3 separate regions of the Homo sapiens genome follow, and regions 1 and 3 are each linked to region 2. The links are chromatin loops, found by intact Hi-C in ENCODE. Cell type or tissue: GM12878. All regions are shown on one strand. Links, peaks and the distances in the headings refer to the core of each region. The heading gives the core; the rest is flanking DNA.

Region 1 (10,445 bases), core at 3,059-8,058, 130 kb after region 2:
TCTGGGCTCTATGTTGGGAATGGGTAGCACTTGGCAACTTCACTGTCAGACCCGAAGCCTCCAATCTCAGAACGCCCATCTGAATGGGAGCCGGCAGAGGGCTCACGCAGCACGCAGCCCCATCCTGTGTGTCCAGCCTGCAGCAGGGCGGGGAGGGAGAGCTTCTTTTCTTTTTTCTCTTCTCTTCTTTTCTTCATCTTTACGCTGTCTTCAGAGTTAGGGGGTTACATTTTGGATGCTTCCCCTCAAAAGGCAGCTTGTTTTGAATAAGCATGCCCACCCCAACCATGCTTTTGAATCACACAGTGACTTTATTCATAAGGTCGCTCCTTTCAAGGCAATAGATGAGGAATGAGGAGTCTGGGCCCACAGTGAAATCATCACTAGCTAAACCCAAAGCAGGGATGCTAGCAAGAGAAGTCGACATCTTCCTCCAAAAAGGATTTATTTTTAAGCAATGAGAAGAAGACAAGGCGTGTGTGTCTGTGTGTGTGTGCTACATTCACGTGCCAAGCATGGCATAACTCTGCACGAAGACTACAAGCAACTTGAACTTGGCTTTGGTGACGCCCTGTGTATTTTTCTAATAAACAAAAACACAAAAACAGAATTTCTAAACCCTGGCCCCACCTCCAGAAAGGTCCTCCTCCTCCTTCTCCTCCTCCTTGTCAGACAGTTTCACTTCTGCCATGTTTTTTCATTTCTCCTTTAGGTTCTCGTGCCTTTTTGAATACCTTTGTAGTGAGGAGCCGGCTGCCTCCCCACCTCTTCTCACTTCTGCTGTTTTGTGATCTTGCCGTTTTAATGAGAGCACAGTCAATAACTATGGAGAGGTGCTGACGACATTACAAAGGAACTCGCCCTTAACAAGTCAACTGTAGACGAGGTGCCAACGGGATGGACAAGAGGATTAAAGTATTTATGCCAAAATATCAGAAGCACACGCAGAATTAGCTCCCTTCGTGTTAGATATTTTACTTTTGGCAAGTCCGTATTTAAAAATCTTTTATCCTTGTTTTGCTTAAAGTATTACAATAAGCCCTGGATTTTTCACAGTTACACTTGTATATTTTCACAGCTGTTTTAATCAGAAAAAATTAATGTGCTTTTGATAGCTCAGAAATCTATCACTGGCAAAAGCTTTGCAAAGATGTGCTATGGAGCAGAGTGGAATCCTCAACATCATACATTTTACTGGCTATTTGAAATTCATAGAATTTCCCCTAAATATTTTCTTTTGCAATTCTTGCCTAAATTAATCTAACAGCTCGGGCTGACATCTTTGATAATCTCTTTTGTTATGAATGCAGGGATTGTTATTGTTAACGTTCTTTGGTAACCCAATGTGAACTGTCTGTTACTGGAGGAAAATACAATTGCTATTTTTGGGTGTATTGGAAGCATTTACTAAAATAAAATATATGCCATAATGGATAGGCAGGACTGGTACTCTCGTTGGTGGCTTTATAGTTACTGGCTTAACCAAGGTGCTCCCCTGGATTTTCACCAGCAGCTCATAAAAGAACTTGACTTTTGCTTTTCAAGGTCTGAGACTCATACAGATCCATGGACACTGCATCTCGGGCATGGTGACAGCACATGGCCTTGGACCCAAATGCTGGGTACACATCATTCACTGGGCAAGAGAGGGAACTAGGAGTAAAGTTCCTGGCAGCATGTCAACAACACCAACACCAAAAATAATTAAAAAAACAAAGCAATACAAAAACAACTTGCAACAAGGGAAGGGAAAGATGGGAAAGGAACAAAAGAGATGAACAAAAGTCTCCATTTGCCCAGGTTTGCCTGGCAAAGAAGAGGCTGGTTTCAAGGGGAGGGGGAATCAGTGGATTAATGTGAACTTTAATACCGAAGCAGTGTGTGTTTATTGCTGGTGACCACAAGACATAAATCTTGCAAGCACAATATACAATGCGATGCAGCCCCCAGTTTTTTTTTTCCATCTCCAGTCTCAATTTGTGTGTAAGTGTGTGTTAAGTGCTGGTGAAAAATAGTGACCTTTAATAAAGGATTGTATCCTGTGACTATTTTCCCAGACACACAGTGACCTTTCAAACCAGACTGAGGTGAGGGGGTGTGGAGTTTGGACTTTGAACCGGCCAGACCCCGCTGCGCTCCTCTGTTAGCCTGGCCACTTTTTATTGTGTCACCAGGGAGCATTCTGTATGCAAAGCAGGCTGGGCTGGCAGCCTGAACCTTTGCAAATCAATTTGTCTGTGAAGGCGAGTCCACTGGAGTGAAAGATGGTCTAACAGGGCACACTGCCTCCTCTCTTTGTGACATCATCGCCTGTGGTACTCTTGTCAGTCATGTCTGCCCAAAGGACAGTTGGAAAGGGGGGCCATGCTGGGGAGGGGGTGAAAGGGTGGGAGGGGTTAATCCTCATGACCAACTGTGGCCTGAGAGACAAGGGGCATTCTTCTTAAGAGGACAAAGCTGGGGGGTGGATGATCTGCCTGGCTGGGAGGGTGTTGGGGGAGGGCACCATTCACTTTCAATATTGTTGCCTGGCTGTAGAAGCCAACCCTACTGTTTTTTCTCTCTTCTGGGTCTAGGTATTGTTACAGGAAGGGATCACTATCTCTTTTGGACCAAGAGAGTGTCAGGTCCTAAGGAAATGTTGAAGGTCATAGTAGCAAGAAGGTTCACACCTGCCAACGGAGCTGGCACCCATGAACTCTAACTTTTGACTATTTACCATTAAAGACCTTGAGCTACAATCCCATCTCATAGCAAACCTTTTCATAAGGGTTAATATTATTATTGATTTCCTTAAGTCTTTCCAACATCCACGACTGTGCATTAATCAGTAGCTAAAAAGACCAGAAAAGACAGAAAAATTTAACTACTTTGTTCCCTAATTCAAATTTCTTCAAGAAGTCCTTCTAAAGATATGGAACTCCTGCATTTTTCATAAAACAGTGGTTAGATCAATTTCCGTGTAAGCAATGAATCATCTTTATACTTCACAAAAGATGGGGAGCAAAGTTTGACTTACCAAAGAAAGGCTGACTGATTAGTCTCTGGGTGAACAGTCTGGTGGGAAGACCACAGATTCCTGACCCCTGCACAGGTTTAACATGAAGCCCTCCAAGGAACCTTTCAGAACTGCAGCAATGACTTACGGTGGCTTCAGAGTGGGGTGAGCTTGAGTTCTAATCCTTGCTCTATCACTTATCAGATTATGAGAACTTCGGCAAGTTACCGACCTCTTTAAGCCTTGGTTTCCTCATCTATGAAATGGGGATAAGGCATATTTACCGTATGGGGTTTTTGTGAGAATGAAGAGTTCAGATGCTTGCACTGCTTGGCAGAGTGCTGGCATGTAGTTACCTTCCATAAGCGGCAGCCCTGGTAATAATATCATAAGTGATGATTATTGAGGTTGGGTACTAAACAGGATGTTGTTGTCTACAGATAGATGAAGGATAATTCAGGTTTTAAATAGCTTTATCATCCATGAAGCACTTGTTTCAACTTAAAGATCCTGGACGTTTGAGGAGAAGTTGTGTTTTATTTTGCAAATTGTCATATTGGATTTAAGATGATTGACATGTGCATCATATATATGTAGCATCATATATATGTATACACACATAGAAATATATATTTGTGCTATGCACACATCATTTTTTTCCTGACTACCAAGCTATTTTCAGTTATAACCCCCAAGCATAGGATACTAAAATTTATTTGTGTATCATGTCCTTTCTACATGAGATCACAGGATGATTTGCAGAGAGTCAGTGGCAAGCTGACAGGGAGAAAATGTTTTTGGGAGCAGGATTTGAAAGGGAAGTTACTGTGAGGCGAGGCTAGCCATCCATTTGTAAAGAGCACAGACGTGATTGGCATGGGCTGACGACTGAAAGAAAAATTCCCAAAACAGTTTGATTTTTAAGTTGAGTTTGAAGTTGAGTTTCACCATGAAAATTGTGAAAAGGAATGGGTTGAGTGTATCTCATTTTGAGGGAAACAATCTTACTGACCTTTTTATTTGGGAACTCACAACTAAGGGAACAGTAATGGGGGATTTGGGAAGTAATGTGAGCAAAGGTAGGAATTTCAGAGAGACCCGAGGCAACATGGAGTATTCTAGGTGAGGAAAAGGAAATATTAGAGGCAGAAAGATAAGAATGAGGTCACATATCAGATATTGGAATCAAAGTTAGGATGCTAGAATTCCTTTAATGATAGCAACAAAAAACAAGAAACAAACAAAAAACAAACAAACAAAAAAACCCAAACAGATAATACAGAAACAACCACAAAAACAGTTCTTTTAACCACAAGTTAGTGGTGTAGAATGAAGCCTTGAAATAGCAAGCTAAAAAAAAAAAAAAAAAGGTTATATCGAGCATCCCTTAAGAAACACAGAAGACTTTGAGACTAAAAGTAGATATAATTCTTAGCATGGAGGTAATGAATGACACATTCCAGAAAATGAAGAAAGGATGATAGACAAAGACATGCAGGTCCAGTCAGATCTTGTTTACGTGTTTCTTGGATTCAGTTATCCAAGATGTCAAATCTGGACCATAAGTGAGATGGTTCCAAAGCCTTACCCAATACAAGCAGCACCTGAGGTGGGCATCTTTCTGGTCCCTTGGTTCAGCTCATCTTGCAAAGGGTTCCTTTGCACTCCCTAAGTAAGAGATGAATTGAGGCCAGGTTGAGAAACAGGAAAAGGGAGAGAAACTTCTTGGAATTGCATGAGCAGAAACCATTCTTAGAAAGGCTGGCTGTCCTAATACAGTTAAGTGTGTAGGCATAATGCTCCCAGTGTTCCCAGAGGCTGAGTTGGAAGAAGCCACGTGGGAAATTGGAAATAGCGTGGCTCCTTTGTCCTTGCTATATTCTGCTCTGTTTTTCTTAGATGTTGGAAAACTCTCCTTGAATCCTGTCCTTCCACTGCTTATGAAAGCAGGGGATTACATTACCTCAGACCTCTTCTACAGTGAGAGAAGGTTGATTACAGTTATCAACTGGAATTGTGGAGAAAAATGAGAAAAGATTAGGCATCTATAACAAGAAAAAGGCAGAGCATGAGTCTGTAGGGCAGGGCAGCTGCTAGCCAGGTGGAAGTGAAAGTCTAGGTGCAAGTGGTCTGGGAGGTGGAGGCTGACCCTGCTGGTAGAAGCTCAAACCTGCATTAGGGAAAGGAAACTCGGACACTGTTTTCTCCTCTCTGTCCACAAATGAGGAATAATAGAGCCATTTTCTGTTCTTATTCTGGGGATAGGGTGTGTCCCAAGAGAGGTCACATTCTAAGACCCTGTCCAGTTTGAACTGAGGCATGACCATCTTGATCAGTCGTAGGAGATTTCTATGAGGAAGTGAGATGGGAAAGGGTAGGGCCTCTTATCCTAATATACTCAAATTGGTAACATTAATTATCCATCAGATAAGAAATCAGGGCCTCGCCTGGCATCTCTGACAGCAGTAGGATGGGAGCTCTCTGGAGGTTTCCAGCTGCCTCGATGGCGGCTGGCTGTGGGTGATTCCTGGACCAGGTGCTGGGAGCATTCTACAAGATCACCTAGGGTAGTGCCTGATGAGAATGAGGTGTTGGTAAAATGGAGCTGTCTCATTGTGCTTCGACACTTAATTGTACACTGTCTCTTCAATGACAAAGTGAAGCCTTGAGGGTAGGCCCCATATCTGCACATTAAAATTCCTCAGGATCTCTTACTAAACTGGCATGCAGTAGCCAGAAATGTAGCCGGTGAAACTTTGTTGTTTAGCTATTTAAGTGGTGAGGGAAGGAGAAGAGGTCCCAGAAAAAAATCTCCCAGCCATTGGGAAGGGAGGTGTTCGTGGTGGTGGGGAGAGGACTTGTGGGTGGTTAAGCTTATTACCCTGATTAACTTGGTTAGCTTGTTACCCTGATTAACTTTATCCAAGTGTTTCATATGCTTAGAGCTTATCTGATCTCCACATGGGCCATGAAAGCTACTGGGGCTGGGAACTCCTGCCCATTACCAATTAGAACTGGGGTTATGACTAAAAACAAAAGAGCTTTACTTTGTGTAGCACTCCACCATTTTCATTTTCATTTTCTTTTCTTTTCTTTTCTTTTTCTTTTTTTTTTTTTTGAGATGGAGTTTCACTCTTGTTGCCCAGGCTGGAGTGCAATGGTGTGATCTTGGCTCACTGCAACCTCTGCTTCCTGGGTTTAAGCGATTCTCCTGTCTCAGCCTCCTGAGTAGCTGGGATTACAGGCAAGGGCTACCACGCCTGGGTAATTTTTGTATTTTTAATAGGGATGGGGTTTCATCATGTTGGTCGGGCTGGTCTTGAACTCCTGACCTCAGGTGATCCACTGGCCTCAGCCTCCCAAAGTGCTGGGATTACAGGCATGAGCCACTGCACCTGGCCCACCATTTTTATTTTCTTACTTTCTTTTAAAATAGTTTTTAAATTAAGGTATGACTAACATACAAAAAAGCTATAAATATTTAATGTACACAGTTATCCCTCGGTATCCTTGGGGGATTGGTTCCAGGACCACTACAGAGACCAAAATCTGGGGATGCCCAAGTCCCCTATATAAAACAATGTGGTATTTGCATATCACCTATTCACATCCTCCTGCATACTTTAAATCATCTCTAGATTACATATAATACCTATTACAATGTAAATGCTATGTAAATAGATATAAATATAGCATATTTTTAAATTTGTATTTTAAAATTGCTGTATTGTTATTTTTTATTGCTTTTTTTCCCAAAAATTTTTGGCAGGTGGTTGGATGAATCTGAGGATGTGGAACCCGTGGATATGGAGGGCTGACTCAATGCCTTGATGAGCTTGAAGATAAGTATATACCCCCGAAACCACCACCACAAACAATGCCATAAACTTAACCACTGCCTCTAAAAGTTTCCTCTCTCCTTTTTTCTACAATAAGGATATTTAACATAAGATCTACCCTCTTAACAAATGTTTAAGTGTATAATATAGTATTGTTAACTATATGCACTGTGTCGTACAGTAGCTCTCTAGGATTTACTCATCTTGCATAACTGAAACCATGTATCTTTTGATCAACACTTCTCCAGTTCCCCCTCCTCCCAGCCCCTAGTAAGACTATTTTAGATTCCTCATATAAGTGAGCACTTCACTGTTTTCAAACTGCATTTGTAAAGTTGATCTCCAGGTAGAGTTGCAAGATAAAGTACAGGACACTCAACTACATTTGCATTTCAGATAAACAACAAATAATTTTTAAATATTGCATGGTTCATACCTAGACCAAAAAATTTTGTTGTTTATCTGAATCTCAAACGTAGTTGGGCATCCGGTATTTTTTGTTGTTGTTGTTGTTATTGTTGTTAAATCTGGCAATATTATCTCCAGGCAGAAGACTAGAATTGTGGTTAAAGCACAAACACTGCTAACATAGAAGTGGTTAGTACTTCAAGCTCTGCAGCTTATTAACTTGGTGTCTTTGGGGAAGATTTCTTTTCTTTTGAGTTGGAGTCTTGCTCTTATTGCCCAGGCTATAGTGCAATGGCGTGATCTTAGCTCACTGCAACCTCTGCCTCCAGGGTTCAAGTGATTCTCTTGCCTCAGCCTCCAGAGTAGCTGAGATTACAGGTGCCTGCCACCACGCCCGAGTGATTTTTGTATTTTTAGTAGAGATGGGGTTTCAACATGTTGGCCAGGCTGGTCTCAAACTCCTCACCTCAAGTGATCCACCCGCCTTGGCCTCCCAAAGTGCTGGGATTATAGGTGTGAGCCACTGAGCCCAGGCTTCTTCTTCTTCTTTTTTTTTTTCCCTTGCAACCATAATTTTCTTGTGTGTCTATCACGCATTGTGTGCCAGGCTGTGCTGTGAGAACTTCATGAGATAATGCACATACAGGCTCAACACATAGTGCTTGCTAAGAAAGGTATCGTTATTCTCTCATTCAAGCCTAGCACAAAAGACATGTGAGGAAGACACTGAGTCTTCATTTTAGAGAGGAGGAAACTGAGGCTCAAGGTTGTGAAGAATCCTGGTGAGGCTGATTTGAACCTGGATTCCAGAATCCTGCTCTTTTCTCCTTAGGCGGCTGGTGGGAAATTGCCAGGTGATTTCCAGGCCAGGGCCTTGCATTGTAGACTGCCAGTTCAGATGTCTTAGATGGGACTCAGAAGGTGGGATTGAAAGGGGCAGTGGTGCAAACCCAGTGGAAATGGTTGCTAAACACAAAAGACAAGTAGGCGGTGTCTTCTTGGGCCAAACTCCCCAGTAAGCTGCTATCAGTAGCATTTGCTCAGGAGTGAAACACACACAAAGTCTGTTCCTGAGAACTGCTAAGCAAGTGAACTTCCCCTTCCCTTGGGTCAGCACTTTCCCTCTCAGGGAGGCCTGGAGCCCTTGGGAGCCTCTTGCTTCTGTGATCCCTCTCCAGCCCCATGGAGGAGGGATGCTGGCTTGAGTTCCCCATGTGGGGGTGGCAGCTGGCCTTCGCCACGGCTCCCACCTAATGAAAACATTGCAAGATGGACAAAGCATAAAGCAAAGCAGAGACACTGATGTGTGGGCAGGTGTGGGCAAAAAAAAAAAAATAAAAAATAAAGTTCCAGCACGCAAAGTTGAATTGCTGACACATGGGGTATCTTAATAGTGTGGGAAAAGGGGATTATGAGATCAAAGGCCATGATAAGAGGGAGATTATTTAATCACAACTCTGCCACAAAGAGGGACAGTCATATAGGAAGAGCAGGCACTTACACATGCCCATTTCTTTGATTTCAAAGTGTGAAACACTCCACCAGATTCCACACAACCTGCTCCCACTCCTGACTCCCCAACCCTCCCGCCCCTGCTGCCTCCCACCACTGCCTGCTTTTGCTGGTAGAATGCAAGACCTCTAGTGCACACCAAATTTGCTTCCCTGGGATTTTATTTCCAACTCATATTTTTATTTTTTCATAGCTAAGTGTTTTTCTCTGGCTTTTGAACATCCTGGCTTTTGCTTGAAGTCTCAGCCCATGTTCTTTATTTGGTGGTAACATTAGGAGTCAATTTGGAGGTTTTAAACAAATTATTATTATTTCATTTTTTAAGAAAAGGAAACCGGTTTGCCAGCATTATTGCTAATTCTTAAAATTCAAAGCAGTTTGTTAGAGACTGTTCTTTGGTCTTGGAGATGGAGCCGAGTTTGGTTTATAGCCCGTTGTCTTCACACCCATCTTGGTGACTAATACTGTAAGATGGATTTCCTTTTTTTTTTTTCCTTCCTTGAAGTGGGTTTCAAATTCCCAAAGAATTTCTGGGAGGGGAAAAAATCCTTTAATTGAAAGCAAGAGAAAACAAAACAATAAAAACATAAGAGAGCGACAGAAATATCATGTTTAATGAAACCAAGTTCCATCCCTGCAGATGGAGGCACAGAATGACCTAAAGATAGAAAAACAAGTTTCTTTTATGTGCCTTTTAAAGCTCGGTTTTATTTTGAGGGTTGCCTGTGTGACTGACCAGAGCCTCACCGAGCCCTTTAGAGAGCAGGCAAGAGGAGTCCAGCCGCCCTCCACCTCCTTCGAGTCTCCCAGGCATAATGCACACTCAGACACTTTCCTCCTGGGGCCTCAGTTTCTTCTTTGTAAATGGGCAGATTCTTGTCTACCTCCATGAGTTTTTGTAGGATTCTTGGAGATGAGTTAAGGAAAGTTCTTGGCACAATGTCTGGCCCTTTTGAAATGATGCTGGCTATTCTTGTGGCCTGATCTTCCCCACCTGTGAGGCTCTGTGTGCAGGCAGACCATAATCTTCCATCGAGTAGGGCTGGGCTTTGCACACCTGAGAGGCCTCCTGGGCCCTGATGATACCCGTGGACTGAACAAGTAACCAAGAATAACAGAATCATTCAGGCAGGTTTCTTAAAATAAACTAAGAAAGAAACCCTGAACATCCTTTTTAAACAAATTAGGCAAAACACAGAAAAATAAAACAAATTTTTAAAACTCCACAAATCTGTAATTAACTCTATTTCATTAGTAATTAATGACTTGAAAGTTTTCCTATTCTGCTGTCAATTCTTGCATCTCTTTGAAAACCTTTCTGTCTTTTCCACCTTCTATCTATGGAATTACTCTCCCAGAAGGTTGAGAGGACTTGGGTATGTTTTGAGGCTAGAAATGGATTTGACCCTTATCCATTAGAAAAGGGGCCGGGTACAGTGGCTCATGCCTGTAATCCCAGCACTTCAGGAGGCTGAAGCAGGCGGATCACCTGCCATCAGGGGTTTGAGACCAGCCTGGCCGACATGGCGAAACTCCATCTCTACTAAAAATACTAAAATTAGCTGGTCTTGGTGGCAGGTGCCTGTAATCCCAGCTACGCGGGAGGCTGAGGCAGGAGAATTGCTTGAATCCAGGAGGCAGAGGTTGCAGTGAGCTGAGATCACGCCACTGCACTCCAGCCTGGGTGA
Region 2 (10,445 bases), core at 3,243-8,242:
TTTACTATGTTCTAGGCACAGTGATAAGGATTTTCCAAGCATGTTCTTTTTTTTTTTTTTGAGATGGAGTTTTGCTATTGTTGCCCAGGCTGGAGTCCAATGGCATGATCTCAGCTCACTGCAACCTCCGCCTCCCGGATTCAAGCAATTCTCCTACCTCAGCCTCCAGAGTAGCTGGGATTATAGGCACGTGCCACCACGCCCAGCTAATTTTTATATTTTTAGTAGAGACGGGCTTTCACTATGTTGATTAGACTGGTCTCGAACTCCTGACCTCAGGTGATCCACCCACCTTGGCCTCCCAAAGTGCTGGGATTACAGACGTGAGCCACCGTGCCTGGCCTCCATGCATGTTCTTATTTCTTCTTCCTGATCATCGTGTGGTATAGGTACTATTATTATTTTCATTCTACTTAAGCTTAGAGAGACTTTAAATGACATGTCTAAGGTTTTGCAAATAGTACTACTACTGTCATATAACTACAGAATGCTTACTCCCAACCTCTACCTTTTGACTCCTAGTATCTACCTCATCCTGAAATTTTCTTACCACTTGTAATGCCAATGCTGAGTTTACCATCTTAAAAAATTAACAGCAGTGCTAATTAAACTGATTAAGAAGTCTATTCAAAGTGGTTTTGCTTTGAGGGCTCTGGTTCTGCAGACTATGGAGCAAGGCTGGTGCCATTTCGTGCTGTGGTACTTGCATTTCTGTCCATTTCTGATGCTGGGAGGACCGGTATGGTTTTGTGAGGCATATCTGAGGAATTCACTCTCCAGTATTCTCCATCTGCCGTATGGCTCATTCATTTGTTCAATCAACAAATATTTATTAGGTTCCTGCTATATGCAACCTGCTGAGTTAAGTGCTGGGGAAGGGATGCAAAGAGGTAAAAGGCACAGACATTGTGCATCAGAAATTGCTACCAGTGGAGAATTAAATTAATTAGAATCCTATTAAATAACTGGTTGCAGTTAAGCTGGTACGGTGAGAATAGTGGGCTTTACAAAATGCTGATATAGAATTCACTTTGCATGTGTAGCTAGCAGTCCCAGGCAAAGGGCCTGAGTACTCTGGAATGAATGGGAACGTTATTCTTCATACTTCATCAGTGGTACACACACTTAAAACTTGTTTTTCAAATGGTAGGGATGAGTATACATTGATGTTTCCTCACATATTTGGCCCAGTCCTTCTTGTAAATAACAACACCAATGATTTAGAAAGAGGTTAGTAACAGGAACACAATCTTTGTAAAGATAAGAGACCTGTAACAGGGGATAAGTCCACGTATTTTAACCTTCTGAACTGACCTCTAACTGATTACCTGCCACTAATTCATTCCAAATGGAACAAGACAAAGAAATCTTTACTTCTCCTGTTTGCAGTATTATCTTTCTCAGATCATCAGCATAAGCAAATATTTTCCCCCAGCCTACAGTGTGCAAGAGGCTCTAGGCACGTGGGGAACTATAAATAGGTACAAGATCAAACCCCTGTCCTCAAAGGGATTACAGTTGGTCCTATGGGGGGGCTAAGATTATATGCATAAAAGCACATAACAATAGGAGAGGGTAATATGATTAATCCATTAGTGAGAGATGCCAACTGGAGGAATGCAGAGGAAGATAATTTCTCTGAGGCCCACAGAGATGTTAGGCTTTTAGCCATCAAAGACAGGCTAGAATTTAGATGACAGAGAGAAAAGATGACAGCAAACCAGTTCAAGGCAGTACTGCAGTGTCTGGAGGGCACTGACCAGACCAGTATGGCAGGAAGAGGTTTGTCTATGAAACTAGTGGAACATAAGGTGGGAAACTAATTTGGGGCCATGTTATGGAGAAATTTTGACAATAGGCCAAGGGGCTTGTATTTTATCTTATAGTCAATAACATTTTCTTAAATCTTTTTTTTTTTTTTTTTTTTGAGACTGAGTTTCACTCTTGTTGCCCAAGCTAGAGTGCAATGGCATGATCTTGGCTCACTGCAACCTCCGCCTCCCAGGTTCCAGCAATTCTCCTGCCTCAGCCTCCCGAGTAGCTGGAATTACAGGTGCCCACCACCACGCCTGGCTAATTTTTTGTATTTTTAGTAGAGACAGGGTTTCATCATGTTGGCCAGGCTGGTCTTGAACTCCTGACCTCAGGCGATCCACCCGCCTCAGCCTCCCAAAGTGCTGGGATTACAGGAGTGAGCCATCGCACCTGGCCTTTCTTAAATCTTATAGTCAGTTAATGATTATTCAAAATCATGTCCATAGAAAAGTTTTGGAAGAGTGTAGCAGGGCATGAAATAGATTGAAAGGGAATTCAAAACAAGCCAAGAGACCAGTAGAAGGCCGATCCTGGAAGGCACTGGTTGTTTCATTGAAGGATTCTGCTGTGCATACAGTACTTGGGTTAAACTATGTAGTCATCCTTGACACATTCAAATAGACATTGACCCTGTTGTTTGAAGCTGTATCTAAATTCCCCATTTGTGCTGGTCTAGACCCATCAAAGACTGTAGAAGCTTGAAAAAGTTCTTCCTTATGGGTTGATCCTACACCACACCACACCACAAACAGCCTAAAGATAAAGACCTTGAGGCCCAAACAGGCCAGTTAGTTCCTAGGGATTGACTATTTTTACAACACAAAGGACGACTTCATGTCTCATTAAGCACTTAACACTTTAGTATCATGTCTCAAAGCAAAATGATAAACCTAACAGAAAAAAGAATAGAACGCTACAAGATTTTTGCAGATCAGAGAGGTACAAATACTTCTTTTTTGAGGGGAGATTTAAGAATTTTTTTCTTTTTGTAGACACAGGGTCTTGTTTTGTTGCCAGGCTGGTCTCAAACTCCTGGCTTCAAATGATCCTCCTGCCTTGGCCTCCCCAGGTGCTGGGATTATAGGCGTGAGCCACCACCCAGCTGTGATTTAAGAATTTTTTGATTCTCCTATTTGTAAAAGTTACATTATATTGTTTTTTCTTTGCAATATGCTTGTTGGTACAGGCCCGTGTCCTGTAATAATATTATTTTATTGCCATTTGGCCACAACATTAGATGAATTTCGTAATAAAGGCATGGATTAGAATAAGCAAGCATGTATATACATAACCAAAGAAGCATTCTCTGCACAAAGTAAGGCAGTGCAGGCTGGGGCTTCACTCTCTTGGAGCTTGCATTTCAAAAATAGAGACTTGGTATTTTTGTACTGCAGTCATAAGTCATATCATCTGGTGTCCTTCCCTATCTCTCTCCCCCATGCCTACTATCCTGTTTCTCCTGGAAGCAGGACTAGTCTATGACTGTCCAGTGTCTTAAGTCATAATATTTAGGGCATATAAAGAATTCCTTTTTGGTGCTGGATTGCAAACTCTCTATTTCATCCTAGAGTTTCTCCCAGAGCTCTGTGGTCTCCACTCCTGTGACCTGCCATGGCCACAAGTCTCAGCAATGCCCACCCTGCAACACCCCCACCTCAGGACGGTGGCCTAGGAGCAAGCGTGTAAATAAATGCTAAGGATCAGTCACAAGAGAACGGCCGGGAGGCGTCTGAGGGGTTCAACACACATGGAAGTGTTCCCCTGAGGTGTGAAAACACTCTGCTATTACCAGGACGCCCCATATTTCCCCTCCCACTGAAATATAGTAAAGTGTAATGAAAAAGTGAGGTATAGACCTTGAGTGGGGACAGGGAGGAAAGCAAGGCCTGTGTGAGATGAAGTCTGTGAGCAGGCAAACTTCCTTCACTAGCTAAGCACCCCCTCTTCATGTCAGCACAAGGCTTAATCCGTGCCTCAGCAAAACATAATCACTAAAAGTCATACATACTATACTTGGGTTAGGAAATGCAAGCATGCATTCCAAGGGCCTGTTTGCATAGATTCGTTCTTTTCCATTTTGCCCATGAGTCAGAATCATGGTATATGTATGGGAAGTATGCACATATGCACAGTCACATATAGTTCCTTGTGTATATATCTATTTATAGCACATGCCTATTCATGTGCCACCCGTATACACACATCTATCTAGACATAAAAAAATGCCTCATCTGTAACGACTATGACGATCTCAATGACATTACTGGCCTTGATCTTTGATAGTCATTATCCTCTAGTTTCTGTAGTCTTATCCTCAGAAGCTGTATTCACTCTGGGCTCCCACTCTTCTCCTGGAGTTAAAGGTAAAGGCTAGAAAGCCAGGCCAGCAAAGGTTAGCATATATCCTCTCCTGGCCTAGGGGGTCCTTGTGTCTATAGAACAGATGTGGGGTGGGCTGGAGCCAAGTAAACCTATCCCCTCTCCTACTGGAAATCACATTGAATTCTGACCCAAGGGGCCTCCGTGTTGCAAATGGAAAGGTAATTAAGCTACAAGACTTTGAGCCTTTTGGGGTTGAGAGGGCTTTTCACATCCAGTATATTTTCGAAGAGCAGAGGGTAGAGGTCAGAGAGACGTAGGAGGCCTTGAAGAGAATAGAAACAAGATAATAGGTGCTGGGTGCATTGCCATTAGGGGGCATGGATAAACAGAAAACACATTTAAAAATTAATTTTAGTTTTAAAACACACTGAGAATTCTACCAGCATTCTTGGTGGTGTGACAGAAGCATGGGGTTACCAACTTGCCCAGTGAGTGTGCTGGGAAGACGGATGGGTTGGAGTGCTCCTTCTGCTATTACTGTGATTATTTTTTAAATGATTATCATCGTGGAAAAGTTTCACCTGTGGAGACCTGGAGAGAGACCTCGAAGGACAGGAGCCCTCCGCTGGTAACGACACTTGGTTTTTAACCAACACAGCCAAGGATGGAGCCCAGTATCTAGAGGGAGGTAACCAATCCCCAGGAGCAGCCCCCTGAGGAATGTTGGTCCCATTTCAGCCACTGCCAGCAAGGAGAGTTCTGCTAGCTGTGACTCGGTGTTGATTCAGATGATTCCTCCGGGGTGTATGGCTGCAGTAGAGCTTGGAAAATCTGAAGCAAGTGAGAGGACTTGAGATTTCCATTTAGGAATGTTGACACCTTCCCATGTTCAAAGGACGTGTGTGTGTGTGTGTGTGTGTGTATGGGTGTGCATGTGTGTTGGGCCTGTACAGAGGGTAAGAGTCCATCCTTTCTCCACCACCCAGCTGTGTTAGGCTTGCTGAAGTGGAAGGTGCTGCCCGTACAAGGCTCACCCTCTCCTATCATCTCCCTTCTTTGGAACCAAGCTGACAGAAATCTTTAGCATGGGCACTCTTGGTTGTTTTTTTTTTTTTTTTTTGATGGGCCAAGCTTACAGTTTTCAAAGTGCTATGACAGGATGGTTGCAAAAATAAAAAGCTAGTGAAAGCTTAGTCACAATATTTCTATAGCTGGCAATCAAAAGATCATATTGCATGCAACTGGCAAAATCATCATAGGGAAATTATGCATTTTCCAGAGTACCTTATTCCCTTCTGTGTATTAAACATTACTTTAATATTCTGGTGACAATGTTTTATAATTAATCTAAATGTAAGAGAATGAACACACCAGAGATTATGTCTCAGTGCAAAGAGGTGAAAAAGGCTTCTTCGCAGTGGCAGACTGGATTACAGACTCAACTCCTTTCACTTATGAGCAACCACAGCTATCACTGAGGGCTAATATCCCGCCACATCCTCCAGTGAATGCAAACATTCTGTACACTTTGGGGAGTAAAACCCTTTCACTCATAAGGGTGTTAATGTTAACACAGAAGAAAAGTGTTTTAAAAATTGCATTAGTTCATGGACTTATATTGAACTCATGAGGGGGAATCTAGCCCCAGAGAGATAAAAACTAAAGAGCTCAGCCATAAACCAGTATGATAACATCCTTATTATAAGATGCAAATTGAGGGACCCAATTCACTAAAACACATGTTACTGGTATTTAATTTTGCTTGTGGGAATATATCAGAAGTTGGCCTATGCCTTATGCACAATGTACTTAAAACGAGGGCGAGTAACTTTAGCTATAAAAAACAGTGATAAAGCAGCACAGGGCAAGCCGGGATTGAGAGATAATTGCGAGGCTCTAATTTAAGTGTCAGCGTACACAGCTTTCTTTCCTGGCTTAGGCTGGGAGGCACAGCGCCCGTGTGCTGGAGGCGAGTTGGCTCCGGGTGGGGGAGGCTGGGGTTCCAAACCAGGGCAGGGGAATGGTGGCCCTGCGTGGCTCGTGGACCTCTCTCAGGGACCCCTCTCAGCAGGGGCCGGAAAAGCAGGCCCACACCCAGTGGTCATTGCAGGAACTTCACTTGAGCTGGTCTGCTTGTGAGCCTGTGGTTTGGAGAGGAGAAGACGCACTTCCCCATGAGAAAAAGGTCAGTTCCTCTTTCCCTGGGTGGCACAAACAGCCTTCTGGGTAATTAGTGGCCTTCCTGCCACCCTTGAGTCAGTGAATTCCCTCTCAGGGTGTCACTGAGAGGATGCACTCTGTGTGTCTCCAGGTGGTCATCCCCATGGGCTCCACAGATGAGGACACCGGCCCTCAGCTCTGCCCCCTCTCAGAAGCCTTCCTCACCTGGGGGTTCTGGGTGAAGGGAGCTCCCCGCCAGAGACTCATGTGGGATCGTGTGTGGACCGTAGAGCCACAGAGCGTCATCTGTAAGCCAGGTGAAATGCGCAACCTGCAGCCCCTCCCTCCTCAGACCTATGAGTCACGATCTGCGTTTTAGGGAGGCACATGAACTTGTGAGAAGTGTGCTACCCCTACCCTCTGACCACTGCATGAGCCCCTCTTTCACCATTTAGGGCTTGCAGGGTTTGAAGAATTAAGAGAGGGTCTTCCAAATGCCTCCTTTTTAGGGGGTTAAACCTTTATGATTAGAGGGAAAATTATTGCAAGAAGCATAGGGATGCATCAGAGGTCAATAGGGCGCAAGCATGAAATACCACTAACACTATGTTAGATAACATCAGGGGTCACCTTGATGTTGGCTGCGGAGGAAAGGGATGTCCAGCCCTTGAGGACATGAGATGTTTGCTGAGAGACACATTTACTCTGATGGCGTTGGCTCAAGCCCAAGAGGACGCTATGGACATAAGTGTGGTCTGCCCCTGCCTAACCCTCTCCAGAAATAGGCCACCAGCCACCTCCTGAAGAGTGAAAGTTAGGGACAGCAGGGAGGAGAGGGAAGGGGCCGGAGGACAGGGGTCCCCAGGTCACCTAATGATGAAACTCAGTTAACCTTGAGGCAGACTGGGTGAGCCTGCGGTTATTGCAGGGGCTTCTTAGACTAACTCTGCCCCGCTAAACTGCCAAGGTCTGGATTTCCTTAATAAGATGAAAATCTTTTTATAACACAATTAGGAGAGAAAATGCTTACCCCACAAAGGCTGGGTTGAGGTAACACTTAAGTGTGAATGGGTTAAAGAATAACCAGCCAATCAATCACCAAGTCTCAACAAGGAGTGAAGACACGGAACTCTCCTGGTTTTGCTGGGGTGCACTGAACAAGTGTGGGAAAGACTCAGATAAAACTGATCAGAAGGCTGGGTGCCGAGCGTGCATTTTGAAGTCTCTCCTCTTAGCCAGGAGTCTGGGGGCCTAGCTTACGTCACAGTGAGAAAGGAAGCATCTCAGCAAGGGTTATATTTCAGTCAGGCAGCTGCAAAGACCACAGCTCAACTTTGCATTCTTCAATAAAGCTTTTTGCTTTTTTTGTTTTTAAACCCAGATTATTTCATACAAAGGAGGTTGGCTCTTAGGGCTTTATTAATTGGAGCATTATATTTAAATGTCTTATTTTTCCATCTGATCCTGTCTTACTCTTCGTGGCTTCCCTTGTAGCAAGCATAACCCTCCTCACGTAATTCCTGGGTGATGAGTGAACTCTGCATAGATGCCCAGAGGTAAATGGCCTTTGGAAGGGCCAAGAAGAACTTTGGTGGGATAATTTCCTCTCCTAGGATGGATTTTATTTTCCTTATTGTGTTGTCACTAGAACGGCCACATGCATCCAGGTCTCTGGAGTAACTTACTTTTGTTTTCTTTCCATTTTTAAAAAGCAAAGTGGACATTTTTCTCAAGCGTTTTGAAGTTCAAATTAACATCATCAGATCATCTAAACGCTCTCAGATGGGCAGAAGATTGGGGATGGGTCGGGGGAGTGGGATCACTAATTACCACATTCAAATGTGTGGATTCAAATGCTCCTATTTCTCCTATAGTTTAGATCCAGGCTTTAACTTCAGTTTCCTGTGTGACCTTTGAGAAGCCATCCCTCCAAGTGCTTCCTTTGAAGGGTGAGCCCTGGGTGCCTCTCTCTGAGGGAGGCCCTTGCTCCATCTGGGCTTGACTGTGCCACGGGGGATCAGAAGCAACATACATTCTGTCAGCAGCTGCCGGAAATGCTGGAGCAGCAGTCCTGGAGGCGGGGTGAAGCAGTCCCTGGCTTTTGGAGGAGGCGTGAGAAGAAATTCATGGGGGGCTTTAATTCTTTTCAGATTCCCAACCATTTTCTTCTAGCTGCTACTGCCTGCATTTGTGTAACTTAGTTTGCAACACAGGTGACAAGCTTTCTCTCGTTGGATGCTCATTGCAGCACTGTGGGGCGATGCAGCCAGGCAGGTGCTATTGCCTCCATTTCACTGATTGAGAGACTGAGACTCAGAGCAGCTGGGAGCTCTCCTGAGATAACACAGCTAGTTAGAAGTCAAGCCAGGTCCCCAGGGTAGAGCTTTCAGTAGTGTGTGAGGACAGCATAAAATGAAGTCTGTAGACTGTTTTTTTCTCTGAGAAGTTCAAGTCTTCTGCCTTGCTGCTTCTTCCCTCCAAGACAATAAGTTGGTTCGGTGCCCTCTCCGGTGACAAACTTAGGAAACATCTCTTCAGTATGAGGTAGCAGCCTCCTTTAGCTATTGTCACAGCCAATTCACAGAGGTCTAAGGCCCCCAGCTTAATTGATGGTTAAGGACCAATTCCACCCTATTCCTCCACCTCCATCAAAAAAAGCAGGCAAACACCACTTCATGCCTACTAGAATGGCTATTAAAAACAAACAAACAAAAACAGAAAATAACAAGTGTTAGTTAGAATGTAGAGAAGATGGAGACCGCATGCATTGCTGGTGGGAATGTCAAATGGTGGAATCACTGTGGAAAACAGTTTGGCAGTTTCTCAAAAAGTTGCACACTTACCATACGATCCTGAAATTCCACTCCCAGGTGTATAGCCAAAAGAATGGAAATCAGGGATTTAAGCAGATTTCTATACACTCACGTTCATAGCAGTATTAGTCACAATAAACGCAAAGTAGAAACAACCCAAGCATCCATAAAAAGATGAATGAGGCCCGGCGTGGCCGCTCATGCCTGTAATCCCAAGCACTTCAGGAGGCCGAGGCGGGCAGATCACTTGACACCAGGAGTTCAAGACCAGCCTGGCCAACATGGTGAAACCCCGTCTCTACTAAAAATATAAAAATTAGCCGGGCGTGGCGGTGCATGCCTGTAATTCCAGCTACTCAGGAGGCTGAGGCACGAGAATCACTTAAGCCCGGGAGGCGGAGGTTGCAGTGAGCTGAGATCATACCATTGCACTCCAGCCTGGGTGACAGAGGGAAAATCTGTCTCAGGAAAAAAAAAAAAAAAAAAGAAAAGAAGAGATGAATGGATAAACAAAATGTGAGCTATACACACAGTGGAATAATATTCAGCCATAAAAATAAATGAAATTTTGACATATGCTACAACATGGATGGACCTCACATACATTGTGCTAAATGAGATATGCCAGATATAAAAGGAGCAATATTATATGATTCCACTTCCATGAGGTACCTATACTGGGTAAATTCATAGAGACAGAAAATGGAATAGAGATTACTAAGGGATTAATGAGGGGATGGGGAAGGGGAGCTACTGTTTAACGGGTAGGGAATTTATGCTGGGGATGATGAAAAAGTGTTGGAGGTAGACGGTGGGATGAGGACACAGCATTGTGAACGTACTTAATGCCACTGAAGTGTATACTCACAAATGATTAAAATGGTAAATGGTACATTATATATATATATTAACACAATTAAAACAGACTGTTAAAAGAAAGCAAACAGGCCAGGCGCAGTGACTCATGCCTGTAATCTCAGCACTTTGGGAGGCCAAGGTCACTTGAGGACAGGAGTTCAAGACCAGCCTGGCCAACATGGTGAAACCCTATCTCTACTGAAAATACCAAAATTAACTGGGACGTGGCAGCACATGCCTGTAATCCCAGCTACTTGGGAGGCTGAGGCACGAGAATCGCTTGAACCTGGGAGGCGGAGGTTGCAGTGAGCCGAGATTGCACTACTGCAGTCCAGCCTGGGTGACAAGAGTGAGACTCTGTCTCAAGAAAAAAAAAAAAAAAAAAAAAAGGAAGCAAACAAACCCAAATAGAAAACAACAACCGAACAAACAAAAGCAAAAAAGGAGGCAAAGGAAGAAGAGAGGGCCCAAGGGTAA
Region 3 (10,445 bases), core at 3,721-8,720, 76 kb before region 2:
CAAGACAAATGAATTCCAGTTCTGAACACTGGGAGTGCACCTGCTTGTCGGATGTGGTGATGGGCCACATGGTGGGGAGTGAGGGAGACTCAGGGCCTGTGGGGCAGTCGATGTGGGAGGACTGTCACAGAGACTCTCAGAGGGTGCATTCAGCCCTGAACAGGGCAAAGGACTGCAAGGGGCAGGAGCTTGGGCTGACATGCAAGGTGGCTTTACACAAGGCCCTTTTTAGAGAGTGTGATTCTCTGAAGCTTTTCTTGGCAGCTTCAGTCTTGAACCTCACTGGAAGGGATCCTCCAAAACATGACCCAGATGGAAAGAAGTATTTCTGAGTTTAAAATAACTCCCCTATTTGGTAATACGGGACTTTATTTGTGACTTTATTATTTTTAGGTGTGATAATGGTTTTGCAGTTGTATTTAAAAGAAAAAAAACGAGTTCCTATGTTTAAAAAATACATACAGAGGTGTTTACTGATGAAATGATATGACGTCTGGGATCAACTTAAATAATAAAATGGGCTAGGGAGGCGATAGGGTTACAGAAGACAAGAATGACTGTGAGCTGTGGTGGTTGGAGCTGGAAGATGTGGACTTGGGGACTGATTTATAACATTCTCTCTACTTTTGTAGTATTTGAGATTTTTCCAGAAAATAAAGGTATTGCCTGACTGGTGGAGAGCAGTATGGCCTTGTTTAGTCGGTGTTGTTTCTTCACCAAGGGTTTGGCTCAGAGGTAGCAAGGGGACAAGTGTCCTATGGGCAAGAAAGTACCTGTGAGCTCAAGTCTTGTATCTGGGAAGTTCATTGTGAAGGGGTCATTTAAGGGTCTGTACTGTGCACTGTCCCCCATTCTCCTGGAAGAACAGAGATCCCTTGTCTTTTTCAGTGCATGAGGCAGAGTCAGATGTGGCGTTTGCTTGAGTTTCAGCACAGGTGCCTCTGTGCCTCGTGGTGAGGGTCAGGAAGAAGCAGCTGGGACGTGCTCACGTGGCTGGTAGTGTTATGAAGACAAGGCTTTGGGACCTTTCTTTGGCCATTTGAGCCCTGGCTATTAGAGAAAGATGATTTGCCTGAGAGGAGATTGACCACACTCTCAGAAAGAAGGGGACAAAGAACACGTCAAGGGTTAAGCAGCCTTCCCTTTAAGGGAGGACTGGGGCACAAGATGGAAGATGAAAGGGAGCAGAGTGGCAATTGCAGAGCTGGAAAGGGGAATTTTGTTCTTCTAGATAGCAAAAGCCAGGACTGTCGCTGTGTGACTTGAAAGCTAGGTCACTGGTGGGCTTCGTGCAGCCCGTCACAGGGGAGCCATGGTGGGCCTCGTCTCTGCCGTATCTGCTGCCTGGAAGCTGAGACTGGCCTAACCACATCACACCATTCCCAGACCCAGGCCCAGGCCCAGGCCCGGGTCCCTCTGGTTTTACAAAATGTCCGCTCTCTCTCGCTTCACACAGAGGCTATTATTAGCAAGTGTCACTCAGTTATCTGAGAGTGGCGCTTTTAGCTGCCATCTAAGTGCCTGATACTTGGGTTTACAGCAGATTAAATTAAATTTTAGGCTGGTTTGGCTTCACTGGCAGTAGACAATGGAAGGCAGCTGTTGTAGAAATGTAACCTGGCACCCTCAAGGATTTGTGTGAGTGTGTGTGTGTGTGTGTGTGTGAGTGTGTGTGTGTGTGTGTGTGTGTGTGTGTGTGCTGACCACTAGGCTACACTTCCTTTTCCTTTCCTCTCCATTTCATCCCTTTCCAAAAAGTGTTTAGACAAATAGTTTCCCAGACTTGGTTTTATCATGCTGGGTTGACAAAGGTTGTGTACAGAGCTGGAATAATTTTTTCTTCTTTCTACTGTTGGCACATCAATATCTTTTTTTCTGCAAAGAAGGGGCTAAGCTTGCACGAAAACACCGGTGGGAACCCACTGGAGAAGGGCATGGGTGGTTTTTGGTTCGGTTGGTGGCTGATCTGATGGGTGGTATAGGCAGAATGTCTGGCTGCCCCTTCAGATTCCTGTAGATTCCGTAGGCGACCAACATGGGGTGGGGGTGGGGGACTGTCTGCTCTTTTTGATGCAAATATCTTCACTCTCCTTGGTGCTTCTGTGGTTGTGCCTATGAATTTAGGACCTTATGCCTCATAGTGTTGAGTCAGAGCAAAACAGTTTACATCAAAGGCCACTTATTTAATTTTCCTCAGAAAACTCTGTGAGGATAATTTCTCCTTCTTATAAACGGAATGCGAATGTGTACACAAATGTGTACATTATCCCACCGAAGGGTGATGCTCTTTACTTTTATAATCTAGATTTTAAAAAATTTGGTGGCACTTGATTTCAGGTCCTCAGACTCCAGAATTTATACTCACTGATTAGTAATGCATTATGCAAATAATTCAGTTTACATATCCAAATACTGTTTTGCATCATTCACACCTCATGTCTTGAAAAAAAAAGTGAAATGTTTCCTCAAAATAAACAAAACCTGCAGAAGAGTTTATTGTAAGGGTGAAAATTAAAGAGGAACCCATTTGCCTGGGAACTTTTGAGGAAAATTTTAATACTCCTGCATAAATAATTTTGCAATTATTTTTGATTCCTACCTAATCAATATACCTTGCCACGCAAGGTATATTCTATTATCTTTGGCTTTCTGAATTTTTCAATTTTCAGAAAAAGAAGCCATAATACTATATCATACACACATTTGTGCATAAATACACAGGCATAAATGAAAATTTAGGCCGAATTATTTGAAGAGGATACAATAATTGCTTGCCAGTGACATGATTCTCCTGCCAGAGAGAGGGGAGAATAACTAGGTGCAAACTTTTAACACTCCAAGTCTAGAGAGAATTATCCAAGCATAGCCATGAATTCCTGAGTTATGGATTGGCAAATGACAATGCCTATGAAAACGATCTCTTTGTCTTCACTGAGTTTTCTTTGTCATTGGAGTAATTTAGGAGAATACAGGATGTGACTGGGAGCCCTTTCTGAATAAGCACAGTCCCATGCCCACGTGAATTCCTAAACCAGTGGCTCCCAGCTGCATGTGTCAGAACAGAACTGGCCTCAGAAATCTACAAGATTCCAGTGGTTCCAGCCTCACTTTCTCCAGTGGTCAACTTACTGCTGTTGCAAAGCACGTCAGATTTCAGGAGCGATTTCTCTTGTAAGGAAAGAAGGCAGGCAGGCAGGCAGGCAGGCAGGCAGGCAGGCAGGCAGGCAAGTGAGGACCTTATTTTTTCTCTGCAGCATGAGTGCAGTCACCTTTTTCCTACGATGTTCCACACCCATCTCTCCTTACAGGTTATAGACACATTTTTGGCACTGCATAAAGTAAGCGTTCCAACATGTTTTTAATCTTTAACTTTCACATCATTAAAAAGCTGATGTACTGACTTTCAGCTGCCTGGAGATAGTTCAGGGCCCAGCACCTGACAGGTGTAATGTTCTGTGTTTTATGTCTCTCAATATGGAGGTTATAGAATCAAAAAGACCGCAAAATGCCTTAAAGGTGTTGATACCCATAGACAGAGCATGCATAGTCCTCAGGTTCCCTTTCTTGCCCCGCTTTCACACCTATTTCTTTTTTTGTAGCGCCTGTATTTGAAAGGGGTTCCTGGTGTACTTGGGAGAAAAGAAGCTTCTTGGTTTGGTAGTACCTACCAGAGACTCCCTGTTTCCTGCTGGTATCAGGATTGAAAAATCCCACTTCTGTCCATTTTCTCTCAAGAGTTGAGAGATGTGTGCCATCGCTCTTTAAAAGAAGGAACTCTCCTTTTGCTGTGGATTGTAGGGAGCAGATTTGGTGCTTACTGTGGCTTCAGGACCCACCTTGAATGACAGAATGTCAGTAACAAGCAGCCCCAGGAAATACGGCTGGTGGTGAACGACTGCCTCTTGATCTTTGCCCATCGAGCAACACCATGTGGATGGTGTCCATCCAGCTTGACCTGAACTTGAACAGTAATTGATGAGTCCTTAAAATCCACGCCCGGCCCCCAGGAATGCCTTGGGGCACCCCATCCCACGTTCTGATTCTGGATGGACTTTTAAGTGAACTCTGATGATGAGTAGGCTCTTAAAACTCTTTCTCAACGTTCTCTGCTGGGTTTGTGTGTCACCTCCCATGCCCTCTCTGGTGTGTGGTGATTCTCAGATCTAGAGCAATGCTTCCTGCCTTGTCCCCCCATGCCTTTGCGTGTGGGAAGCTAAAATTCACATGTGCGATGCCCTCCCATGTGCCATTTTTACCTGGTCCCTTCTGCTCACTCTTTATTCATATTTAAATGCAGGTGAGTTGGAATGTCATCTTACAGGCATAATCCTGAATCTGCTCTATCGCAGACATTTTAAAACTAAATTAAATGTTAGTACTAAGTAGTAGCCAAATTCTCTGAGTCTGCTTCATGACAGGCTGTAACACACTGGTATGGAACGGTAGGTCTAATCCTGTGACTCCTTTATCTATGATGTTTTATGTATTATGAGAGCTCAGCAGATGTTGACAGAGGGAATGAGACAAGATGATTTTAGGTCTAGGTTTGATAGATAAAAAACTGGGCCAAATTTTATATTTTCTTTGAAAAGATAGCTAAATCTCAGCAATTATTTTATTTTATTTATTAAGCTTTTTGTAGAGACAGGGTTTTGCTATGTTGCCCAGGCTGGTCTTGAACTCCTAGCTTCAAGCAATCTTCCCTCTGTGGCCTTCCAAATTTCTGAGATTATAGGCATAAGCAAATGCCTCTGGCCTTCAAGTAATTAATTTAAAGTCTTTTAAAAATTTTCTCTCCTCCCCTAAAATTGGGTTTTAGAGTAAGGTTCTTGTTCCTCTAGTCGACAAGAGTTTCTGAGGAATCATAGAAGAAAGCACAGCTCTTTGAGCATAGATAGTTTCCTTCGTGGAAAGCCAAAGTGAATACTTATTGAGCATCTTCTATGTAGACATAGACTTGTGAAGTCATATCATTAACCCTGTCATTTTACAGATGAGAAAGGTTGAGGCTAAGAGGGGAGTGAGTGCCAGAGTCTACTTGCTAGGCAGTGGTAGACTTGGCCCAGAGCCTGGGGCTTCCCACTTTCATTCCTGGCTGACTGTACCAATCGCACATGGCCTCTCCATGGCCAGCAGGAGCCAGAGGTGGCCCGCATGTGCTTTGCAGAGGAACTTGCACCCACGCTTTTATCGGTGATGGCTGGAATGCTTTTCTTAACTGGAGCTTTGTTGAAGAGCCTGGTGCTTTTGTGGCAGTGCTAACCTGGGGAGCCCATGGTAAAACCCAAGCAACAAAACCACCACCCAATCACCTGTGCTGTTGCAGAGAATGGTCCTTTGCCCTTTCTTCTTGCCTTGTTCCTTTCCCTGTTTTCTCTGCCCTTTTTCGGGGCTGGTCTTCCTACCACCTTTCCTGCTAGGGCTCCCAAAGTGTGGCCCTTCTGGGGTTTACATGGTGTGCCCAGGGAATAGCTTGGCTTTTTTATTCAGATAACTGGAGATAATGGAGTAGATGGAGTTGGGGTGGTGAAGGAACGTGTACCCTCTCAGGGGCAGATGGCCCTCCAGAATTGGCCAGCCCAACCTCTTCCTCACCACCCTAGTTCTATTTTTAAAGACACCTCTCAATCGCAGGAAATCCTTCCTTTTGTCTACCTTCGATCCCTTATGCTTCATTTTAAACCCATTTCCTCTTCATTCCAGAGACGACAAAGTATCTCATCACCAGCTTTGGGCTGAAATGCTTCATATTTTACATTCTTCATTCCATTCTCCGCCACTTCTTCTTCCTAAATAATCTCTTTCCTGAACCTGAACTCATGGATCTATTATCTTGTAACCCATTTATTGTTTCTATGCCTCTCTTTAGAATCTGCTGGTTTTCCAGCTCTTTTACTCAAACATTAGTCTGATAACTACAGAGTCCAATGGCAAGATATCTTAGTGTTTTCCACATTCTTTAGTCTTATGTCTGCACTCTTATGTCCTGCTTGCTTTTTTAAAAACCAGTGCTTCATTGATGACTCATGCTCAGCTTGGTGTCCACTAGGAATGCTAGATCTTTGTCAGCCATCTTTGAGGGCAGTTAAACTTTCACTCCCAGTTGTCCTGATGCCACATTTCTCCCATCCCAGGTGCCCCTCTCTGTCCTTGTCCATATTGAGCTTAGCTCTCCACTCCTGACACGAGTTCCCTGACTTCCTCTCCACTTCCCCGGATGACGGTGAGTTACGATCTTGTCTCCTAAGGTGCCCCCTCCCTCTTGGCTCCTCTCCCAGTGACGACTTCATGGAGGCTGAGAAATATAGTGAGTGGCCTTTCTTGCCTCACTTACTGCTCGGTAAGTTAGCTCAGGGGGAGAGCTGTTCATAACTTTGCACTGACATCTGGAGAACAAAGGTTTTGGAAGAGCGGAGCCCAGATTCCCTGTGAGCCAGCAGAGCCAAGTCTTTTTTGAGTTTCCAGCAAAACCTGTGTTTTAATAATAGGAGTGGGTCATTGTGTTTAATAGTACAACAAAACCTAAGTGCACATAATAAGCACATCTTTTCTGTGTGCTGGGGTGAGGAGAGGTGACAGTGAGTGTGTAGGATGATATGAAAAGCATTACAGACATGGGAAAGCATCTTAGAGCACCCAAAGCTGGCATGAGTCATCACAGGCTTATGGCCACAAGGCTAGATTTTCAATCCCTGCTTCCCTTTTTCATAACCCAGTTCAATGAAGACATAATTGAAGTGGTGAGAAGAGGGGCCACCGCCCTTCAGACTCCAGGGTATTTGTATTCCAGGACCCCTCCGTGGGTGTTGGCCCAGCGGTGCCCAGAGAATATTCCCTTATTGGATCTTTCTCGAATTGACTTGTTCACTTCCTGTTCAGCGCAGCCTGGTGGTGACTCGGTAATCCCCACAGTAAGACCTCACAGTGGGTTGAGTGGCCTGGGAGCTCAAGTCAGGGGCAGAAATGGGGAAGCTGGAAAGTTGGGTGATCAAGAGTCATTTGGAAGCCCCCATGTCTGTGTCAGTCCACTCACATCTCTGTCCGCCACCCACCACCACTTTCTCCCTGCCTGAAAGCACTGGGCTGTGTTTCAGAGAGGTAGCTGGGTCCCACAGATATTTATGGAGGGCTTGTTTCTGTATCTCCTTCTAGTGGGCTGGACCTCCCCAGGCCATTTTTCTAGGTAACTAGGAAGGCCTGACTCTGTCAGCAACTTGGCTTTCTTTGGAGGAGGTGTCACTCTGGGATTAGTTAAAAGGGGATCAGTGGTATTCACATTGGCTCGTGGGTGTATTTTCTCCTCCTCAAATTATAACCTTTTGGAGGGCAGGAGTCATGTTTTATTTTTTGTGCCTTCTTGGTGCCTAACATAATGCTGGTTCATATGTAGTATTTAATCTGTACTTTGCTCACGCTGCTTGATTGAACAGAGAAAGACCGGGCTTTGAATGGATCCCCAGCTCCCTGTCCAGGGAAGGTGTGAGGCTGGGCAAGTTTATTTCCCCCTTCCTCCCTGGGGAGAAAGTGAAAAAGTGAAAGTGCTGGGGTTGGGATAGCTGGTGGTGTCTTTGTGGCTTTCACCCCATGGTCAAGCAGTGAACTCTGCTTGCAGATTCTGTCTCGCTCACCTGGAAGCCAGTGTTGGGGAAGGAGCACGTGGGGGAGGATCCTTAGGTCTGGGCAACACTTTGGAGTTAGGGGGTCCCCTGGAGGTGTGGGAAGCTGGTAGTGGCATTCTGGAAACAAGCTAGAGCCTGTCTCACCAGAGGGAGAACGGCTGAGTTCGGAAGGGACTGGGGCCTGCTTTCCTTTGGGTGGCTTTGACTGGCTCTTGGATGAGTTTAAAAGGTGATTCTCTCTCTCTCTCTGTCTCTCTTTTCTTTTTTTTTTTTTCTTTTTTCTGTTTTAGTGTATGTGTATGCAAGACCTTTGATATTTGAGTAGGGAAATCCTCTCTTATCAATGGAATTCACAGCCTCTTATGGTGCCTTACCCTTTCATTGTGTTGTAAAGACAGTCAGACCAACTAGATTTATTTGCACAACTCTGATTTTTTTCCTAAGAAACTCCCCCACCCAATTTAATTTTTTTTTTTTTTTGAGATGGAGTCTCGCTCTGTCGCCCAGGCTGGAGTGCAGTGCTACGATCTCGGCTCATTGCAGCCTCCGCCTCCCAGGTTCAAGTGATTCTCCTGCCTCAGCCTCCCAAGTAGCTGGGATTATAGGTGCATGCCATCACACCTGGCTGATTTTTTTTTTTTTTTTTTTTTTTAAGTAGAGATGGGGTTTCACCATGTTGGCTAGGCTGGTCTTGAACTCCTGACCTCAGGTGACCCACACGCCTCGGCCTCCCAAAATGCTGAGATTACAGGTGTGAGCCACCGCACCTGGCTATTTAATTCTATTTTCAGATGGCTTGTTCTCCAAGTCTTGGGACTGCCCAGAAATGGGTTGCCTGGTAGGGCTCATGGCTCAGCACTGCGATCCCACCAGTGGCCGGGGTGTTCCTTAGCCTTCTAGTTCAGTTGTGGCCCTTCTGGGCTTCCTTTGCTACCAGTTTCCACCACATGGCTGGAGGTAGCCCAGCCTGGAAGCCTCTCAGAGCTCCAGCCTGGAAGCCTCTCAGAGAGTGCTTGGAGCACTGCTAGCTGCACGTGCTCTCAGGAAAGTCCACAAGGAGATGGCTGGTGTGGCTCAGAGTCCTTGTGTGCTGCCTCAGCCCATGCCAGGCCACCTGTGGCTGTCTGCCCTCAAGTCTGTCCTTCTCTGAGGATTTAGGACTGTGAACCTAGAGAATTCAAAGTAGTGGAACTAGAATCCAGGTCTCGACTCAATCCAGGGAGTTTTGCTCACCACAAGCCAGGAACAGCTTCTCTTCATGGAGGTGCCTGTCTGGAAGGCAGAGAATCTCTGGCTTGTTGAGAAGAGAGAGTCTGCCCTTCAGACTGCAAGGTGTTCACTGCATAGGACCCTTCGTAGGTGCTGACCCAGCTGTGCCCAGTGCTAGAGCTAGGACTCAGTTCTATTTTCCCAGAGAGTGGTGTGATGGGAGGCTATTTCTTTTTCTTTTTTCAGTCCTGATCAGGGATGAGTCCGTGCTGTTGGGTTTATTCATTTACTTTAGCGTGTGAGTGGGGAGATGGATTAGGCAGCAGGCCCTTGGAAGGGTGGGAAGATTCAGAAGAGAGAGGGCAGGACTGGGAAGATCCAGACAGGACATGAAGATTTGCTCCACAAAGAGAGAAGCAGCAGGAGTTCTGGCTAGAGGCTAACCCAACACCCACACCTGCCAAAGGGGTTCCCATGGGGTGGCTGGCTTGAGGGGATCTGGGCGCTGGTTTCTGCTGTGGACAGCCTCAAGTGGGGCGTGGAGGCAGCATCTCCAGAAGCACCCGGCAGATGGCTCCTGAGGGAGCAGGGACTCCTTCTAGTGCCACTCCTGGGACTAAATTCCTTGTCCCCTCCTTGTCTCATATTTAGCATCTTGGAGCCGTGTCAGCTGCAGAGACTGGAGTCCGGGGCATGATGGGGATGTACCTGAAACCTAGTGAGAGTCATCCTGACTCTGGGGAAGAGCCGCTCAAAGATGAGAAAGATAAAGTAATTTGCCACCCCCAACCCCTCACAGGCTAGACTATCCATGGATTTCAGTGGGGTGGTGAGTCCTCATGATCCCTGAACCTCTCCTCAAATGGTGACTGTTCTGGGGGTCCTTTCTCTGCCTTTCTCAGGGGGTAACCAGAGGTGGTGGTGTGGTCCACTGTGACTCGTCAGCTGTTGCTCTGTGTGTTCATTTTTGAGAAAATGTTAATCTCTGAGACGTCTAAGAGGTGAAACTCCTTTCTCTGTGTCTCCTCCAAATGGATGCCATGTGGGTGGGCAAAGTGGTTGGGTTTATTCATTTACTTTAGGTGTGTATTGTAGTAAAACCTGCTTGTTCTCCTATCCGTCATCAGAGGTGACTCATACTTGAGACACTAAAAGAGAATAAACTGTCTTCATAAGGCTGTGAACGTCGCCAGATTATGAACCAACTTCAAGTAACGTAGGGATGCCTTGATAATTATATTATTGAAACCATCTCCAATTAGATATGCAAAATGGAGTTGCTGGGGGCTTCAGTTTTCTTTAGACCAAATAATTTAGAGCTGAGAGGAGAGGCAGATACCATCTAGTCTCACTTTTTACAATTTAGCATTGGATTTGTTGAGCATGTACTCTCTGCAGAGCATTGTGATAGGTTCTGGGTTGGGAGGGGAGCCGGGAAGGCAAGCATCCTCTCTCAAAGCTGCCTTTCTCATTTGAGAGGCGAGTGTGTGTGGCACAGGGGCAGGTAGAAGGAGACAGATCCTTTATACCTGAGAGCAAGATGTGCAGCCAGGAAAGCTCAAGGACACAGGCCAAGGGAGGTGAAGTGACTTGCCCAGGCCACCCAGTTACCTAGCA

The links. Hi-C counts contacts between places; a loop is a spot of excess contacts. Peaks named below come from ENCODE experiments on the same cell type or tissue, not always from the same donor. Only the 100,000 strongest peaks of a DNase experiment are listed, where the experiment ranks them.
Region 1: it touches region 2 in a loop (2.4-fold over the local background); 2 of 110 quality-filtered maps call a loop at or near these places.
Region 3: a loop joins it to region 2, with 5 times the contacts of the local background. A loop is called at or near these places in 4 of 110 quality-filtered maps.

What each region holds. Positions count from the first base shown.
Region 1 is chr2:60,308,341-60,318,785 of GRCh38, reverse strand. No RefSeq gene overlaps it. Among named protein-coding and RNA genes, the nearest start is that of MIR4432, 74 kb to the left of the region's middle. RefSeq lists enhancers at 660-719, 2,580-2,629, 7,500-7,569. In GM12878, for the core only: no CTCF peak of the experiment used is centred there; DNase peaks (open chromatin) are centred at 5,995 and 7,113; H3K4me3 peaks cover 706 bases; H3K27ac peaks cover 1,647 bases.
Region 2 is chr2:60,435,441-60,445,885 of GRCh38, reverse strand. It overlaps LOC124906010, which reads left to right and starts at 6,067. Exons shown (of 4, transcript XR_007086331.1): 1 at 6,067-6,322. RefSeq lists enhancers at 5,954-6,043, 6,294-6,353. In GM12878, for the core only: a CTCF peak has its summit at 6,241; DNase peaks (open chromatin) are centred at 5,591 and 6,315; H3K4me3 peaks cover 570 bases; H3K27ac peaks cover 1,986 bases.
Region 3 is chr2:60,512,322-60,522,766 of GRCh38, reverse strand. All of the region lies in intron 2 of BCL11A (BCL11 transcription factor A), which reads left to right. Among named protein-coding and RNA genes, the nearest start is that of BCL11A, 36 kb to the left of the region's middle. RefSeq lists enhancers at 6,850-6,969, 7,080-7,209, 9,466-9,575. In GM12878, for the core only: no CTCF peak of the experiment used is centred there; a DNase peak (open chromatin) is centred at 6,676; H3K4me3 peaks cover 1,440 bases; H3K27ac peaks cover 3,132 bases.